2 separate regions of the Homo sapiens genome follow, and region 1 is linked to region 2. A link is a loop called in an ENCODE intact Hi-C map of the cell type or tissue named here. Cell type or tissue: sigmoid colon. All regions are shown on one strand. Links, peaks and the distances in the headings refer to the core of each region. The heading gives the core; the rest is flanking DNA. Region 1 overlaps PLA2G4F (phospholipase A2 group IVF). Region 2 overlaps PLA2G4E (phospholipase A2 group IVE).

Evidence for each region. Peaks named below come from ENCODE experiments on the same cell type or tissue, not always from the same donor. Only the 100,000 strongest peaks of a DNase experiment are listed, where the experiment ranks them.
Region 1: a loop joins it to region 2, with 12 times the contacts of the local background. A loop is called at or near these places in 72 of 110 quality-filtered maps.

The regions. Positions count from the first base shown.
Region 1 is chr15:42,132,926-42,141,313 of GRCh38, reverse strand. PLA2G4F (phospholipase A2 group IVF) reads left to right here. Exons shown (of 20, transcript NM_213600.4): 20 at 1-2,280. Among named protein-coding and RNA genes, the nearest start is that of PLA2G4F, 20 kb to the left of the region's middle. In sigmoid colon, for the core only: a CTCF peak has its summit at 3,417 (motif pointing right); no DNase peak of the experiment used is centred there; H3K27ac peaks cover 1,254 bases.
Region 2 is chr15:41,984,980-41,993,367 of GRCh38, reverse strand. PLA2G4E (phospholipase A2 group IVE) reads left to right here. Exons shown (of 20, transcript NM_001395548.1): 13 at 409-631; 14 at 3,133-3,247; 15 at 3,816-3,953; 16 at 5,212-5,319; 17 at 5,993-6,196; 18 at 7,363-7,529. The region is part of intron 3 of PLA2G4E-AS1 (PLA2G4E antisense RNA 1); the gene reads right to left. Among named protein-coding and RNA genes, the nearest start is that of PLA2G4E-AS1, 16 kb to the right of the region's middle. In sigmoid colon, for the core only: a CTCF peak has its summit at 3,674 (motif pointing left); a DNase peak (open chromatin) is centred at 3,687; H3K27me3 peaks cover 1,232 bases.

The DNA.
Region 1 (8,388 bases), core at 161-8,160, 150 kb before region 2:
GCGTGTCTCCCTGCCAGTTACCCAGGCTTCACTCTTCGAACCTGGACCACAGTCTCTGGTGATGTGTGTAGTGGCCACATCATGCAAATATAGTCTCACCATTCCTAGGAGCTAAATGGGTGTGTCTAGTAGGGGCATCAGTTCATCGGGGGAGAGGTGTGCACCTGTATGTGGGGCAGGAGGGTGTGCAAGTTCCTGGAGGTGGGTTACTCCAAGGCATGGGCAGTGCAGAGGGAGCCTCGCCTGGGCTCTTGCCTCTTTCCCAGATGCATCCAATGGGTCTTGGCAAGTTTTGTTTCTCACTCTCCCTCTTCTCCATTTCCCCTGACCCGCCAGGGACTCTCCAAATACCTAGAACCTCTCTAGTGTGGGCAGCCCTCAGATTCGTGAAGAGGAGATCCCGTTCTGGCCAGGCCCTCTCCATCTGGCCACGGCCTCTGCAGCATATGCCTCCAGTGCTGAGCTGCCTAGGAGCCTGCAGCAGCACTTGAGACCTTGTTCCTTCTGCCCCCTGTCCCAGGGGCTCCCTCTTGGCTGCACCCCCTGCTCCATGCTCTCTCACACAGACACGCTGTCAGGAACACCTGTGCTGGGAAGCCTTACCTGTCCTGAGTCTGGAAAGAAGACTAGTTCTGGTTTCCAGGTTGGGGAAGGGTGACTGGAGCCCAGCCTGTGTCTTGGCCTGGCCTGGGATCTGCAGCCCTCCAGCTGGCATGAGTTGCGAGGGCTGGGGGAGCCAGTTATTTGGGCTGGCATGGGGTGGGGACACCTCAGTTCTCCTCTGCCTCCTCACCATGGCTGCCTGTCACAGGCCACGGCCCCTCCCCTTGGTTCAGCAGTGAGAGGTTTATCTGGGAGTTTATCTGGCTCCTGCTGTGGCCATTGTCATCAACACTGCTGTGCCTGCCGTCATCAATAACTTGTTAGTAAAACCTTCATAGGGTTCACAGCTCAGAACTGCACAGCGTTCACAACTTAGAATCTGTGGTGTTTCTTCAGTGCCCATTAGAGCCTCAGGCTGTCTCTGGCTCCTAGAAAGTCATTCTACCATCTGTTTTGTTCACTGCTGTATCCTCAGTGCCTAGAGCAGCAGTTGATACATGGTAGGTGCTCAGTAAATATTTGATAAATGAATGGGAACCTACATTCTAAGAAATGGATCGTCACCCACCAACCACAAAAAAGCATGCAATGCTTTCATGATTCCTAACCCATGTGGACTTTTTGAAGAGCTGATATAAACCACAGACCCTCTCCCAAGAAAAAGGCATACACACACACATGAAAAGTTGCTTACAATAAGGTCTCTGCTTCAGCTATGTGATCAGCAGCCCCAGGGTTGCAGAGGCCAGCGTCTGTCCCCGCAGGCCAGCAAGGCTTGTGAAGGAGGCAAACGTGGGCTTGTGCAGAGTGGGCGGGGACCTTCTCACACAGAAGTGTAGGCAATGCCACTTGTGCTCAGATAAGGTTTGGGAGGAGACTGGGACAAGATCAAGGGCAGGGGGCAGGGGGCAGGAGGCTGGGCTAGTGCTGTGGCCCAGATATTGGCCAGAAGTACAGGGAGGATCTCAGCCAGGGATGGGGAGGCTCCAACAAGACTGAATCTGGGAGCCACGCAGAGCAAGAAGCCAGGGGAGGGGCCGAAGGTAACCCAGCCAGTTTAATGTCTGCTCCTCAGGAGAGATCTGAGTCTTTACCTCATTCCCAACCCTTATCTGAGATGGCTGGAAATAAGCTTCAGGGTCCTGAAGGTGACAGAGTTGGAGGGATTTGTCTAGAAGAGCAAGCATGGTTTCCCTTGAAGCTGGGTAGAAACACAGGAGCAGGGACATCATTCATCAACTTGTCAGAGCTCCTCATGAGGCAAGGGAAGAAAAAGGGGGCCACAAGTGTAGGAGATTGGTCAGAGTGGTGGGAGAAGCTATAGGGAAAGGAGCAGGCCTTCTGAAAGGTTGGAAGGCTCTGCATAGCTTTGGAGGAGAATAGCTAAAGACAGCTGTTCTATAACCCTGAGGCAGAGGGCAAGGAGTAGGTACGAGGGAGTGTGGGGGAATTTATCTTAAACAGGCTTGTTTACTTCTGTTGACCAGGAACTGACCTTTGATCATCTACGCCCATGACCTTCCCTGAAAGGGGAACAATAAATGTTAATTACCTCCAGTGTTTGCTCCAGGCTTTTGGCATTGTGCCTGCACTGAATAAAAGCAAGCAGCTCCAGCTTCTCAGGGCTGCACTTTGGCCACTTGAGCTGGGCAGTCCCCTAGCTGCTCTTACACTGCATACCTGTGTCTGAGTACACATTTCATCCACTGCTCAGCCAGGGTCGCTCCTCAGTGAGGAGGTATCTGAGTCCTTACCTCATTTCCAACTCTTGTCTGAGATGGCTGGAAATAAGCTTCAAGGTCCTGAAGGTGACAGAGTTGGAGGGATTTGTCCAGAAGAACAAGCATGGTTTCCCTTGAAGCTGGGTAGAAACACAGGAGCAGGGGCATCATTCATCAGCTTGTCAGAGCCCCTCATGAGAGAAAAAGGGGGCCACAAGCCTGTCACATAGGGCTGCACAGGTTGTGCACTGCACAACTTCAGGGGATCCTGTTCACATGAACTGATGGTGTGAATTTGTCTCTTGGAGTTGTGTGACCTAGCAGCCCTGGGAGCACAGCCTCAACTGAGTATGAGGACAGAGGCTGGTTCAAATATCAGGCCCCCTGGTTCCTTCGATGCAGCTCGGCATTCACAAGAATCTCCTGCAGAAAATCGAAGAGCAAGTATCCTTTCCATTCCTTGGATGGTGCAGCACTGGGAGAAGGGCCTCAGGTACTGGCAGGTGGCTGGTGGGCATGGGTAACCCCCGCCTTCTCTGAGCCCAGGCCATGCAGCTAACATTGCTCAGTTGGTGGTGGTAATCAGCTGAGGCTTTAAATGAAATTTCCTTCATTTCAGATGAAACCATTCTTGCAGAGGAGAAAAGCAGGGCACACTGCATACCCTGCAGGAATCTATCTTTCCCTAGCACCTCTGTCCTGTAAAACTCCACAGGGACACCCAACAAACGGGGCAAGGAGTCCTGGAATTTTCTCCATGAAGGACAGGGGTCTGTAGGGGGCTGTCCTGGGAGTCAGGGAGGCTGTTAACCACTAGAGGTCAGGGCTGGGGACTGATTTTTTTTTCCTATTAGGAAAGCTGAGGCACAGGAAATATTAAGCGGTGAATGACTCACTATGTTAAAAAGCCAGTTACTTTAGTAAGATTTAGGTCTTGGTTTTGAAAAAGATGTACAGTTGCTTTTCGACTTACAATGAGGTTACATCTCAACCCATTGGAAAGTCAAAAAACTGTAAGTCAAACCATTCAGTTGGGGACCATCTGGATAAATATGTAATAAAGGCCACTGTTTTAAAAGTCTACCAACACTAGGTGGCGAGCTTTGGCAAAGTAAGTGGTAAAAGGAGGCGAAGTTGGAGAAAGAGGAAAAGACAAAGGGGAGGAAAATATGAGTAAGGAAGAGAAGGGATGGGGAGCTACCCAGAAGGGGGGCCACCCGGGTGGGGAGAGGCAGGCAGGTGCTCTTGAGAGAGGCTCTGGCTGATTTGCTGGCATTCACAAGTCCTCGTGGCTCTTTATCCTTTGACCCCAGAGTGATGGATCTCACCTGGGTTGCACCTTGAATTCACCTGGGGAGCTTTAAATGCCTGATGCCTGCCCTGGCTCTGCTTGGTCTACTGCGGGGCATCTTTGTCATCCCACCACCCCCACTGGGCTCCTCTGGACCATGGTGGCTGAGGCTTCCACAGGAGGGTCCAGGTGGCCCTTGCTTGTGCATCGTCTAGTTCGGGTTGGTACCGTTGAAGCCCCTTCTTGCTTTTCCTTCCTCCCTCTGGCCTCAGCGCTTCTGCTGTCCTTGTCCTCCTGTCCTCTCTTCGGGTCCCTGAACACTGCCAGAATTTCCTGGAGGCACCTTAAGTCCTCTAAGGGCCTATAGATTTTCAGTTCCATCTTGGGTACCAGGAAACACTGTGCCATGCCCCAGGTCTCCTTTCACTCCCCACCCCAACCTCTCCATTTATTTTACCATCGCTGGGTTTCAAAGCAAGTCCTGGGGCTTGAGACACACTTGTTTTCTGTTTGCCATGCTTCGTCTTTCTCCCCCGCCTTCCTGCTTTCTGGTTTGATTTTTTTCTTTTCCCCTCTGCTGGTTTGAATGTTATGCATCCTATTTCCACCATTCTGGTGGTTCCTCTTGTCAATTTCATTGACGTATCATTTATATGCAATAGCACACATTCTAAGTGTACAGTAAGTGTACAAGAGAGTAAGTGCACAGTTCAATGAATTCTGATTTATATACATGTGTAACTACCACCACAGTCACGATATGGAACATTTCCATCACCCAAAATGTTATCTTGCGTTCCGTCCCAGTCAGTTTCCCCACTCCTGGCCCCAGGTGACTACTGATCGGCTTTCTCCCACAATGGATTTGTCTTTTCCAGAGTTTCATACAAATGGAATGGTATAGTCGAAAAATTATTACCTTGAACCACTTAAAATTTTTTTGACTTACAATTCGTTGACTTTTTGACTCATTGTGTCCAGCTTCTCTCACTCAACACGTTTTGCGTTTGCGAGTCATCCCTGTTGCTGTGTCTGTAGTTCTTTCCTTAGTATAACTCACTAGGATGTATGTAGATATCCCACAATGTTTATCCATTCCCCTGCTGATGGAAATTTGGTTTATTTCCAAATTTAGCTTCATTAAAAGTCTTCTTACGGCCAGGTGCGGTGGCTCACGCCTGTAATCCCAGCACTTTGGGAGGCCGAGGCGGGTGGATCACGAGGTCAGGAGATCGAGACCACCCTGGCTAACACACTGAAACCCCGTCTCTACTAAAAATACAAAAAATTAGCCAGGCGTGGTCGTGGGCGCCTGTAGTCCCAGCTACTCAGGAGGCTGAGCCAGGAGAATGGCGTGAACCATGGAGACAGATCTTGCGGTGAGCTGAGATCGCGCCACTGCACTCCAGCCTGGGTGACAGAGCGAGACTCTGTCTCCGAAAAAAAAAAAGTCTTCTTACTTAAACATTCATTCATTCATGCATTCATTCAGAGACAGTCTCACTCTGTCGCCCAGGCTGGAATGCAGTGGCATGATCTTTCCTCACTGCAACCTCTGCCTCCCGCATTCAAGCGATTCTTCTGCCTCAGCCTCCCGAGTAGCTGGGACTACAGGTGTGTACCACCATGCCTGGCTAATTTTCGTATTTTTAATAGAGACAGGTTTCACCATGTTGGCCAGGCTGGTCTTGAACTCCTGACCTCAAGTGATGCACCCACCTCTGCCTCCCAAAGTGCTGGGATTACAGGCATGAGCCACCACACCCAGCCTAAACTTTTATTTTTTTAAAGTCCCATTAAAAAGTCCACCAGTCTCTATTGTCTCTCCCCAAACAAGACAAGCATCCTGGCATGCTTGTAGCTTCCTGTTTCCTGCCCTATGTGCCGCTCCCCAACCACCCAAACATTCTACTAATCACCTGGAATCTTATTTCCAGTGTATTAAAAACTGCAAAATAGAAATTTTTATTTCCACTTTACAATATAGTTTCTTGATTTAGTTGCTTGTCATTGCTTCTTGTAACTCCTTTCTTTCTTTTGCGTTTGCTTTTCTTTTTAGTGGAGTGCAAAATTGAATATTTAATGAAGGGTGTGTGGATGGTAAATATTCTGACTGCTTATATGTCTAGAATTCTCTTTTCTTGCCCTGACTTATGAGTAATAGCCTGGAAGAGTATAGAATTCTTGGTTCATGCTTGCATATGCTCAGATGTTAATGCCTTCTTGCATTTGATATTGCTGATATGCAATCTGATGGCAGCTGGAGTCCCCATTGCAGGTCATTTGTCTGTAACTTTTAGGACTTTGTCTTTTATTTTATTTATTTATTGTTTTCTGAAATGAGGTCTCACTCTGTCACCCAGGCTGGAGTACAGTGGCAGATGATGGCTCACTGCAGCCTCAACCTCCTAAGCTCAAGCGATCCTCCCACCTCAGCCTCCCAAGAAGCTGGGCCCACAGGCATGTGCCACCATTCCTGGCTATTTTTATTTTTATTTTTAATTTTGTAGAGACGGGGTCTCCCTATGTTGCTCAGGCTGGTGTCCAACTCCTGGGCTCAAACAATCCTCTGACCTCGGCCTTACAAAGTGATAGGATTACAGGTGTGAGTCACCATACCCGGCCTGTCTTTGATTTTTAAAGTTTAACTTTGGCCAGGCTCTATGGCTCGCATCTGTAATCCCAACACTTTGGGAAGCCAGGCAGGAGGATCACTTGAAGCCAGGAGTTAAAGACAAACCTGGTCAACAAAGCAAGACTTCATCTCTATAAAAAATTAGCTAAGCATGATGGTGCACACCTTAGTTCCAGCTATTTGGGAGGCTGAGGCAAGAGAACTGCTTGAGCCCAGAAGGAGTTCGAGGCTGCAGTGAGCCACGATTGCATCACTGCACTCCAGCCTGGGTGACAGAGCAAAACTCTGTCTCAAAAAAAAATAATAAAATCAAAAAGTTTAATTTTGATTTTTCTAAAGTGTAAAGGTAAAAAATTATCAGTGAGCTCTTTCAACTTCTGGATGTATGTCTTTTTGAAGCTCTAAGAAATTACCTGTCAATTTTATCACAACTGCTGTTCATCCTCCCTTTCTGGAATTCATATTAACTGGATGTAGGAATATCTGAATCAACGCTGTGTATCCCTAAACTTTCCTCTTATGCATTCTATCTTTTCATTGTGCTGTATTCCGGGGGATTTTCTTAGCATGATTTTCCAGATCATGAACACAATCTTCTGTGTCCAGTCCGCTCCTGGATTCATCTTTTGGGGTTTCTGTTTAACTTGACTATCACATTTTTCATTTTAAGTTCTCTAAGCGGATCTTTTCCAAAACTACGTGTTTTCATTTCCTGAATAGGCTTCACTCCTTTCACTGTGATGATGTTAGCGTATGTATTTTAACACGTTTTTCTGATTGTTCTGTGACTGGATTCCTTGGGGGTAGGTTCTTTGTTGCCTCTCTTTCATGGATGCTGCCTTCTTTATGTATTTGGTGACTGTTGGTTGTAACCTCATCTCTGAGAGAGTTCCTTGCATGCCCTGGGCTGTGATGGCTCCTGGCTGCGTGTCCTTGGCCATGCCGTGGTAATGATGGCTGGCCTGCAGGTGGCAGTGTGGGACTTGGGGCTGGGGAGGCTGAAGCTATGCTGCTGGGGGACTCACACAGCCTTGAAGGGATGCTGCAGCCCCTGGGTAACAGTAGCAGCCTTGGCATGGAGGGCCGGGTAGCGTGCCAGTGTGTTCCATTGGGCTGCCCGTTTACCTCCTTCATTCAGGGCTGCCTCTGCGTTTCTGACTCATGAAGAGTTCTCTTTCTTGCTTTGAATCATGGGTTATTAATTTATTAACCTATGTTTTTATCTTTTCTATTATTAATATGACGGGCTTGGTATAGGGGGTCCTCCAAACCTCATATTGAAATTTAATCCCCAGTGTTGAAGATGGGTCCTAATGGGAAGTGTTCGGTTATGGGACCAGATCCCTCAAGAATAGGTTATTGCCCTCTTTCTTGGGGGCTGGGTGAGTTCCCACTCTATTAGTTCCTCCAAGAGCTGGTTGTTAAAAAGAGCCTGGCACCTCCCCCATCTCTTGCTTTCTCTCTCACTCTGTGATCTCTGCACACAAAGGCTCCCCTTGCCCTCTGCCACGAGTGGAAGCCGTCTGAGGCCCTCACCAGAAGCAGACGCAGATGCTGGCACCATGCTCTTTGAACAGCCTGCCTTGAAGAGCCATGAGCCAAATGAACCTGTTTTCTTTATAAATTACCCAACTTCAGGTATCCTTTCATAGCAACACAAACTAACTAAGATGGGGATGAGTAAAATGTTACAAAGGAAAAGTTGTGTTTCAAGATGAAAGACAGAGAACAGGCTAAGATCACCCTCAACATTTTAAAAAAATTATTTTCAATTACACAGTAAATTTTCTGAATTTGTCTTTTTAAGAAATGATTTAAGTTAAATTAACTATTCTACATCTGAAACAATGAAGAAATTTTAGGCATGAATTGTTTTATACATTTTATTCTATTAATATTTGAGTTTTTTGATTACTCATGTATTTTTTTTCTTTTTTTGAGACGGAGTCTCACTCTGTTACCCAGGCTGGAGTGCAGTGGTGCGATCTCCGCTCACTGCAAGCTCTGCCCCCCTGGGTTCAAGTGATTTCTCCTGCCTCAGTCTCCCAAGTAGCCAGGATTACACGCACATGCCACCACACCCTGCTAATTTTTGTATTTTTAGTAGAGACGGGGTTTCACCATGTTGGCCAGGCTGG
Region 2 (8,388 bases), core at 192-8,191:
CCAGAACTCTGTGAAGCAGGTACAATTATTGTAATTCTCCCCATTCCACAGACAGGAAAACTGAAGGGAACGGTGATTAAGTAGCTTGCCCAAGATCACACAGCTAGTGAGCGACAGAGCCTGGCTTGATCCAGAAAGTTCTGGATCCAGAATCTTCATCTTAACCACTGTTATGCCTGGCACACAGTGGGCATTTGAGAACTGGTAGCACTTGTGATTATGAGTAATAATGTTCACCTCCCCTGCTCCTCACTGTCTGCCAGGTCTCTGCCTCACCCCTACTCTCCAGGTTCCCCTCCTGGCAGGTTAGGGTTCTCAATGGCCTGCCCACCTTCCCTCCTGCCCGGGTCCAGGACTCATCAGACAGGGGCCGGGTCAGCCCTATCAGCTGTGCCTGTCTCTTTCCAGGACCATGGCTACCTTGTACCGTGACCCTGACTGGTCCTCCAAAAACTTGGAGCCTGCTATCTTTGAGGCTCGGAGACATGTGGTAAAGGACAAGCTACCCTCCCTGTTCCCAGACCAGCTCCGCAAATTCCAGGAGGAGCTCCGGCAGCGCAGCCAGGAAGGCTACAGGGTCACCTTTACAGACTTCTGGGGCCTGCTGATAGAGACCTGCCTGGGGGACGAGGTAGGTGCTCGGCTTCTCCTGGGCCCCACCCTGCCCTGGCTGATGCCTGGCTCTCTTTCTTCCTCAGGGGAGTCAGGACTTCCATTGCACACAGGGGATTAGGTTAGACCTGCGGGAGTATCCTTGGGCTGGAAGACCGATAAGGTGTCGGACTCTATGACGGAGGAAGGTGGTGGGATTGTCTCCCGTGTACCCTTTAGAGGATGGCTGAGACCCTCGTGTTGGAGGCAAACCTGCCTAGGGCAGCACGTCCTCTGAGAGCCACGCCAAGACACCTGTGAGGGAAAAACGGGGAGGAAGCCGGGGAAGACTGGAGAGCAGTGACGCCATGAAGCGAGTCTGACCCTAGGGGTGGGGAGAGGAAGAAAGGTCAGGCGGCAGCATCCCAGACCACCATGTGGTCTGCAAGGCCCTTGGAGGGTCCTCCAGCCAAAGCTGGCTGTCACAGGAGTCCCGCGTCTCCCAGAACGGGCCAGCCTCAGTATCCCTGCCCCACTCAGTCACAGGAAGTGCAGCCTCAGCACAGACTCAGCTGTGGATTTCAGAGCACAGCAGCTGGGGTCCTCAGTCAATAACACTCTCTACAGTTGGAGGTCTGCAGGGCCCGTTCTCATGGCCACCAGTGGGCCCAATGAGGTTCCTTCCTATTCTGAGATCCAGTGATCTGACTAATACGTGCCCAAGAAGAGGACCAGCCTGTGTTGGGTGGCTGCTGCTGTGAGAGCTGCTACCCAGCACAGGGTGGTCCTTTTCCTGGACACATGGCACAGCACAGGGATCTCCAAGGGGTGTTGCGATCCTGGACATCAGGGTGGGCTCAGCTGACATCTGTGCCCTTTAGGTTGCACAAGCCGAGATTAACAACTTTTGTTGTTGCCTGGCCCCAGAGGAGAGCTTCCCACCTCTGTCCAGGCCCACGGTTCCCTGCTCCACTCCAAAGGTGTCCGGGGAGTTCTGAATTCAAATCAGAACTTGCCAGAAAGTCATTGCAGCAATTATTTTTTATAATAGTAGGTTCCATCTTCCAGAAAGCCAGACAGTTTGAGCACCTGAGAATGACCGGACCCTCATCTTCAATCTTCCCTCATTCCTTCAATTAAATTACTTGAGTACCTCCTGCATGCCAGGAACTGCGCTGGCAAATGGGGATTCAGAAAGGAATGGGACATGGCTTCCAACCCCAGGCCCTCGCCACTTCTGATGGATCCCACCCACCCTGCCCCTGTGATAACCCACCACTTAACCTGTCCTCCCTATGAAGCAGAGCAGGCAGAGGCCAAGGGCATCGGCCTTGGGATTCAGTCAGGATGGGTTTGAAATTCAGGCCCTGCTCTTTACTATTCCTTAAGTGGGAATTACATCAATAAGTGCTAGTTAACATTTTCAACAATATTGTAACAATCATGAGTGCCGCATATGATGAGGAGGAAGCACCGAGTCTTCCGACATCAGGAGTCTCAGCATTCTGGGGGTTTGGTGGGAAGGAGCTGGGTTCCCAGGAAAGCAAGGGCAGGGTTGTTGTTGAGAGGCCTCTGCTCTTGCGCTCTGGCCAGGACAGGAGCCCCTTTCCCTTGGGCCACCTTGACAATGAATGTGGACCGGCTCTTCCCTGAGCCTGCAGCTTTACTTCCAGGACAGTGGGCTCTGTGATGCCCAGATCTCTGGGCCCAGTTATGACCCTGTTTTCTTTCAAAGGAGACCCACATGTCATTGGGCATATACATGTGTTTGCCATTCCACACAGGTTCTGTAGCCTTTGCACACTGGGGTGACCAGGGTTGGTCACCCAGGAGTCAGCTGCTTGGCCTGGGGTCAGAGCCTGGGCCTCTAAGACCTTGATTCTGCCTCGTTTGCAGTGGCTGATTCACTTTGGGAGGTGGACTGTGGCCCGGGCTGATCTGAAAGGCTCCCCACTCTGGGGATTAGAGTGACCTCAGCAACCATCTAGTGTTCAAGTCCTAAGTCTTTTGTTAAAAAAAAAAAAAAAAAAAAGAAGGGAAGAGGAGGGGAGGGAGGGAGGGGAGGGCAGGGGAGCGGAGGAAGGGAAACTTCTTTTCCCCCAACTTTTTACCCCTCAGTTGAGGGAGCTCAACATGCCAAGCTGATTTTTTTTAAAAAATGGAGATGCTAAACATGGAGCTGCTCCAGTTCTAGCAGAGGGAAGACGATGGGGCAGAAGAGGGGCAGTGCTAGCCTCTCCCACCCCTTCCTCTTTATCTGCTGACCCCTAAGACCAAGACCCTGGGACTCTGAGAGACTGTCCTAAACTGCGGATCCAGTCCCGGCCCCTGTCTGGTGGTGGGCAGCCCGAGGGGGTGGTGCCTATGCCATTGGTGCCCTTTCAGAGTGATTTGGCTGGTGTCAGCTGGGGCCGATACAGCAGCCCGGTGAGCTCAGGAGCCAGGAAGTGGCTGCGGGGGTCCAGATTGTCTTCTCATTCTGCACTGCCTCCCTCACCCTCTGGGCTGCTGCTTCTCTTTAACCATTTTGTTTCCCCACAGAGAAATGAATGCAAACTGTCAGATCAGCGTGCTGCTTTGAGCTGCGGCCAGAACCCCCTGCCCATCTACCTCACCATCAATGTCAAGGATGATGTAAGCAACCAGGACTTCAGAGGTAACACCAGTGGCTGGTGATTTACAAGTGGGGTGGAGGGGGGGACTTCTTGGTGGGCAAAAGCACCCAGCACCTCCAGGTCCCCCAATCCCACTCATCTTTGTCAACCTCTACATCCAGACTGTGCACACAGCTGGAGAAATCACCTTTGCTACCCCAATCTGCCCTGCTGCATGGGTGAGGCCGGCAGGCACTGTCTGCAGCTTCCCTGGGCATGTGTTTAATGACACTGGGGAAGACAAAGGTTGTGAAAGGAAGATATTTCTACGCTGCCCAGAGAGAGAGAGACTCGAGAGAGCTGCCCTGCTTCAGGGTCAGTTTTTGTCCCATTCAACAGGCTCTGAGGTGCAAATGAGCCATCCTCCTTGCAAAGCATGGCAAAGCTGACCCTTGCTACACCAGCAGAAGCTGGCCAAGGGTGCCCCCATGTGTCCTTTGGGGGAACTGCGGCCTCCCTGTCCCAGGCTTTCCAAGGCCTGAGCCAGTGGCTGCAGGCAGGAGGGGGGCCCGGCTGTGTGGACGGCTCCCTGGCCTGAGACTGACCCCCGTCCTGCTGCTTCATGTGCAGAGTGGTTCGAGTTCTCCCCCTACGAGGTGGGCCTGCAGAAGTATGGGGCCTTCATCCCCTCCGAGCTCTTCGGCTCCGAGTTCTTCATGGGGCGGCTGGTGAAGAGGATCCCGGAGTCTCGAATCTGCTACATGCTAGGTGACTGCCTTGCAACTGGCGGAATGACAGGGGGCTGCTGCCCAGTGCTGGGCCACCCTGGGTTGGCCCCTGATTATGTGACACTCGGGGCACTTGCCAGCATTGTCTCATCCTAGGAGTGGTCCCAAGTCACTGGGGACCAGAGTTGGTCTGGGGGCTCTCCCAATTTCCTGGTCTCCAGCAGTCTCCCTGCAGCCTGCTCAGCACCACACTGGGAACAGCAGACTCAGACGGAAGCTTCTGTAACTCCCACCCACTCCCGTCTAGCTTCGGCCAGCAGTGTGCCTGCTTCCAGGGGCCAACCCAGACCTGGGACCCGAGGGTCCAGGGAGACCACAGGGTAAGGGGCAGGGTCACCAGAGAAGCCTAGCCCAGCCTCCCACCCTAAGCGCCTCGGTTCTTCATGAGCTGGGCCCACCGAATGCAGGACCCACTCGAGTTCTTCCCTTCAGAGTCTTAGCTGCGCCCGTCAAAGGGCTTCTTCAGAAACAGACCCACATTCACAGCCCCAACACGCCCTTATTTAAATTAGTTGTCTGTGCCTTCCCCTTCTGTCTATCCCAAACCAACCCATCCTGCAAGATCCAACTCAGTCCCATCACTTCTTCCCCCAGAAGCCCCCAGCCCACGGTGGCCTCTCCTTCCCCTGAACACCTATGCTGATGAGCATGTGGTTTAGAAAACTGTGGGCAAAACACGTGGGCTTGAACTCTGAACTCTGGCTTCTCACTCACTAGCTGTGTAAAGTTGGCCAGATTGCCTCACCTGTCGAAGCCTCCATCTTCTCCTTAGTTAATTAGGCTTAAGAGTAAAACCCACCTTATAGAGATTCCAAATGGGTCAATGTCTAATGCCTACATTTAAAAATCATAATAACAAATAGCATTTGCATTTATTGAGTGCTCGCCATGTGCCAGGTGCTGCCCTAAATGCTTTAGATGTATTCACTGACAGCAGCTGGACTTAAACTCAAAGCCTGCACTTGCCAGCATTAAATCCCTGCCGGGGCTGTGCCTTATACACCTTTACGTCTCCCGGCACTGAGGGGAGGGAAGAGAAGAGCTGAGAGCTGAGCCCCTCAGTCACTGTGTTGAGCTGCAGTGGGAAGGGGAGAAGGACATGGAAGTCTGAAGTCTGTCCCGCCTGTGGAGCAGCCTGGCTTGCGTGGGGTGGGGGGGTGGGGGGAGTGGGGAATCAAATGTCAGTGTGGGGCCTGGGGCTGCAGGGTGGAGCTGCTCACGCTGGCCCTGGCTCCCAGGCCTGTGGAGCAGCATCTTCTCCCTGAACCTGCTGGATGCCTGGAACCTGTCACACACCTCGGAGGAGTTTTTCCACAGGTGGACAAGGGAGAAAGTGCAGGACATCGGTGGGTGACCCCGGCTTTCCCTCATGGCTGGGTGATGGGTGACACCGGCTTTCCCTCATGGCTGGGTGATGGGGGGCGGCCCCCGGCTTTCCCTCATGGCTGGGTGATGGGGGGCGGCCCCCGGCTTTCCCTCATGGCTGGGTGATGGGGGGCGGCCCCCGGCTTTCCCTCATGGCTGGGTGATGGGGGGCGGGGTGTGGACCACAAACCGAGGATGAGGCCCCCTGCCACATGTTTCCGCATCGTCACCTATGGCCTAAGACGTGGGAGGGCAGCTGGGGCTACAGTGTCTTCCCTGCCTGGAGGGGAGGGTGACTGTAGGTGAGTGACACCAGCGCCAAGGCCTGGAGGCAAGGCTGCCAGCACCCAGGAGAAGTGAGGAGAGTAGGGTCTATAGCAGTCACAGGTCACTCTTTGAAACTCCCTGTCCTCTCCAGGACGCTTCTTAGCTGTCTCGCTCCCCCTCCCTCTCTACTACCTCTCTGCTTACTCCATGTCTCTCACCTGAATCCTCCTAACCCCAGTGCCAGGACCTTGAGAGCCCAGCAAGGAAGGTATGAGCTGCTTTTACAGTGCTCACCCCTGGGTGCCAGGCAACCATGTGGGGCTTCGCATAGGCAATCTGGGGACTCCACCTCTCATGACCTGCCCTTCATCCCTCCCTCCCCTGCAGAAGACGAGCCGATCCTGCCTGAAATCCCCAAATGTGATGCTAACATCCTGGAGACCACGGTAGTGATCCCAGGGTCATGGCTGTCCAATTCTTTCCGAGAAATCCTTACCCATCGGTCCTTCGTGTCTGAGTTTCACAACTTCCTGTCTGGGCTGCAGCTGCACACCAACTACCTCCAGAATGGCCAGTTCTCTAGGTGGAAAGGTAACCCTACCTGGCTACTCCTTGAGGCCTGCCTCCATATGGAGGAGGAAGATGTGGATGTCAAGGCTGCCATGGATAAAGAATAAGAAAACTTCTCTGGCTATGTTCACTGGGCCAGGCACCTCTCTCCCCATGGTGTTTTCCACATTTGGTGGTGTCGTCTTGAACACTGTATGTGTCTGGCAGCAGGGAGTGGTGTGGGTACTTAACTCACTGCATCTGTACAGTCATTCTATACAGAATCTGTACAACAGTCCTAGCAGGTAGAAGTTGGCCCCATGTTACAGATGGGGAAACAGGGGGTCTTACTTTCTGCAGTTGTGTTCTGGGGATGCCCTTTAATGTGAGTGGTGCCAGGCACAGTGGCTCATACCTGTAACACCAGCACTTTGGGAGGCCGAGGCTGGAGAATCTCTTGAGTCCAGGAGTTTGAGACCAGCCTGGGCAATATGGTGAGACCCCATCTCTTAAAAAAAAATTGTTTTTAATTAGCTGGGCATGGTGATGAGCACCTGTAGTCCCAGCTACTTGGGGGCTGAGATAGAAGGATCATTTGAGCCCAGGAGGTCAAGGCTGCAATGAGCCATGATCACGCCACTGCACTCCAGCCTGGGCAATAGAGCAAGACCCTGTCTCAAAAAAAAAAAAAATGTGAGTGGTGCCCGCTTGGAACTGGGCAGGGATGGCCCAGCTCAGGAACCCCCAAGTGGTAAGCAGCAGAGCCAGGCCTTAAACTGTGGTCCTGCAGCGTCAGCTCAGTGCCGCCTCCTCTGCTGCTGAGGCCCTAAGGCATTGACTTTCGCCTTCTTAATATTTTAATTGGCCGTGGCCTGCAAATGGCTGCTTCAGCCTGGCCTGTTAAGCCTCATCCTCACCATCTGGGGCCAATGGGACAGCTGACTCAGGGCCCAGGGTTTACACTATTTATGGGGTGGTCTTAAGCCCCTTATACCCCACAAGTATCAATATCCCATAAAAGACTAGCTAAAAGCCCAAGATAACGCTGTTCTTCCTCAGCCACCCAGAGGGCACTGGAACTCAGTGGGCGTCCTGGTCAGGCTGAGGCGAAGGATGCTCCAGACAGGGCGCTCCGTCCCCCCAAGTGCCTCTGTCCATTGGCTGTCAGGGCACCAGGTGTGTTGGTAACGGGAAGGCTTGGCTTTCAGACACAGTGCTAGATGGTTTCCCAAACCAGCTGACCGAGTCCGCGAACCACCTGTGCCTGCTGGACACTGCGTTCTTTGTCAACTCCAGCTACCCGCCCCTCCTCAGGCCAGAGCGAAAAGCCGACCTCATCATCCACCTCAACTACTGTGCTGGGTCCCAGACAAAGGCAAGTGCGCAGCCTCCCTCCTGAGCATGGGCTGCAGCCTCTCCTAAGATGGGCCCCGCAGTCAGTGGCCTCACTCGCTGTGAACTGGGAAGAGGCATGCTCTAGACAGCCCCCAGAGAGCATCAGAGGAAGCCAAGCAGCAGTCATGATGGGAAGTCAGACACCCAGAACTCACGGGCAGCCAGCTGGCTCTCACACCATGGTGCCCATGTTGACTTAGCAAATTCGAATTTTACTCTTGCCTTGGAGCATTTGCCATATTGGGCAATTCTTCAGCTACAAAAAATGAGTTTTTAAAAATAACCTTAGTAGAGCCCATTCCATTCAAGAGCTTGTAATATCCTATTTTCAAAATGATCACACTCTCCCTTCCCCCAGGGTATATGACCCTCCATGAATTACACTCAAGTGCTCTCAGGTGGGAGGGAAGCCTGGCGAGAGAGGAGGGCACTTGTCAGAACCAGAAGTTTTTATTTTTTTAATTTACTTTGGAAAGTTCTATGTGTATACAGTTCTACCCTGAAGCCAGGCGAAGTGAAGTGTACACAGACCAACAGGGCAACAATGAAAACAATCTAAGTTTGTAAATGGGTAACAATGCACTTTCCTACGTGTGATCTTGTTTGGCCCTTACACCAGCTCTTGGAGGGAGACGGCACAACTGCTATCATTTCTCATGTTATGGATGAGGAAACCAAGACACAGAGAGACTTGCTTAAGATCACACAGCTAGTGAGCAGAGGAACGAGGGGCAGAACTGAGGGGGTTCTGACACTCTAAGGCAGTGCTCTTCCTGCGACATCATGCTTTTAGAGATGCCCTTGCAGAGTCTTTTCTAGCCCTGTACTACTGTCAGCTC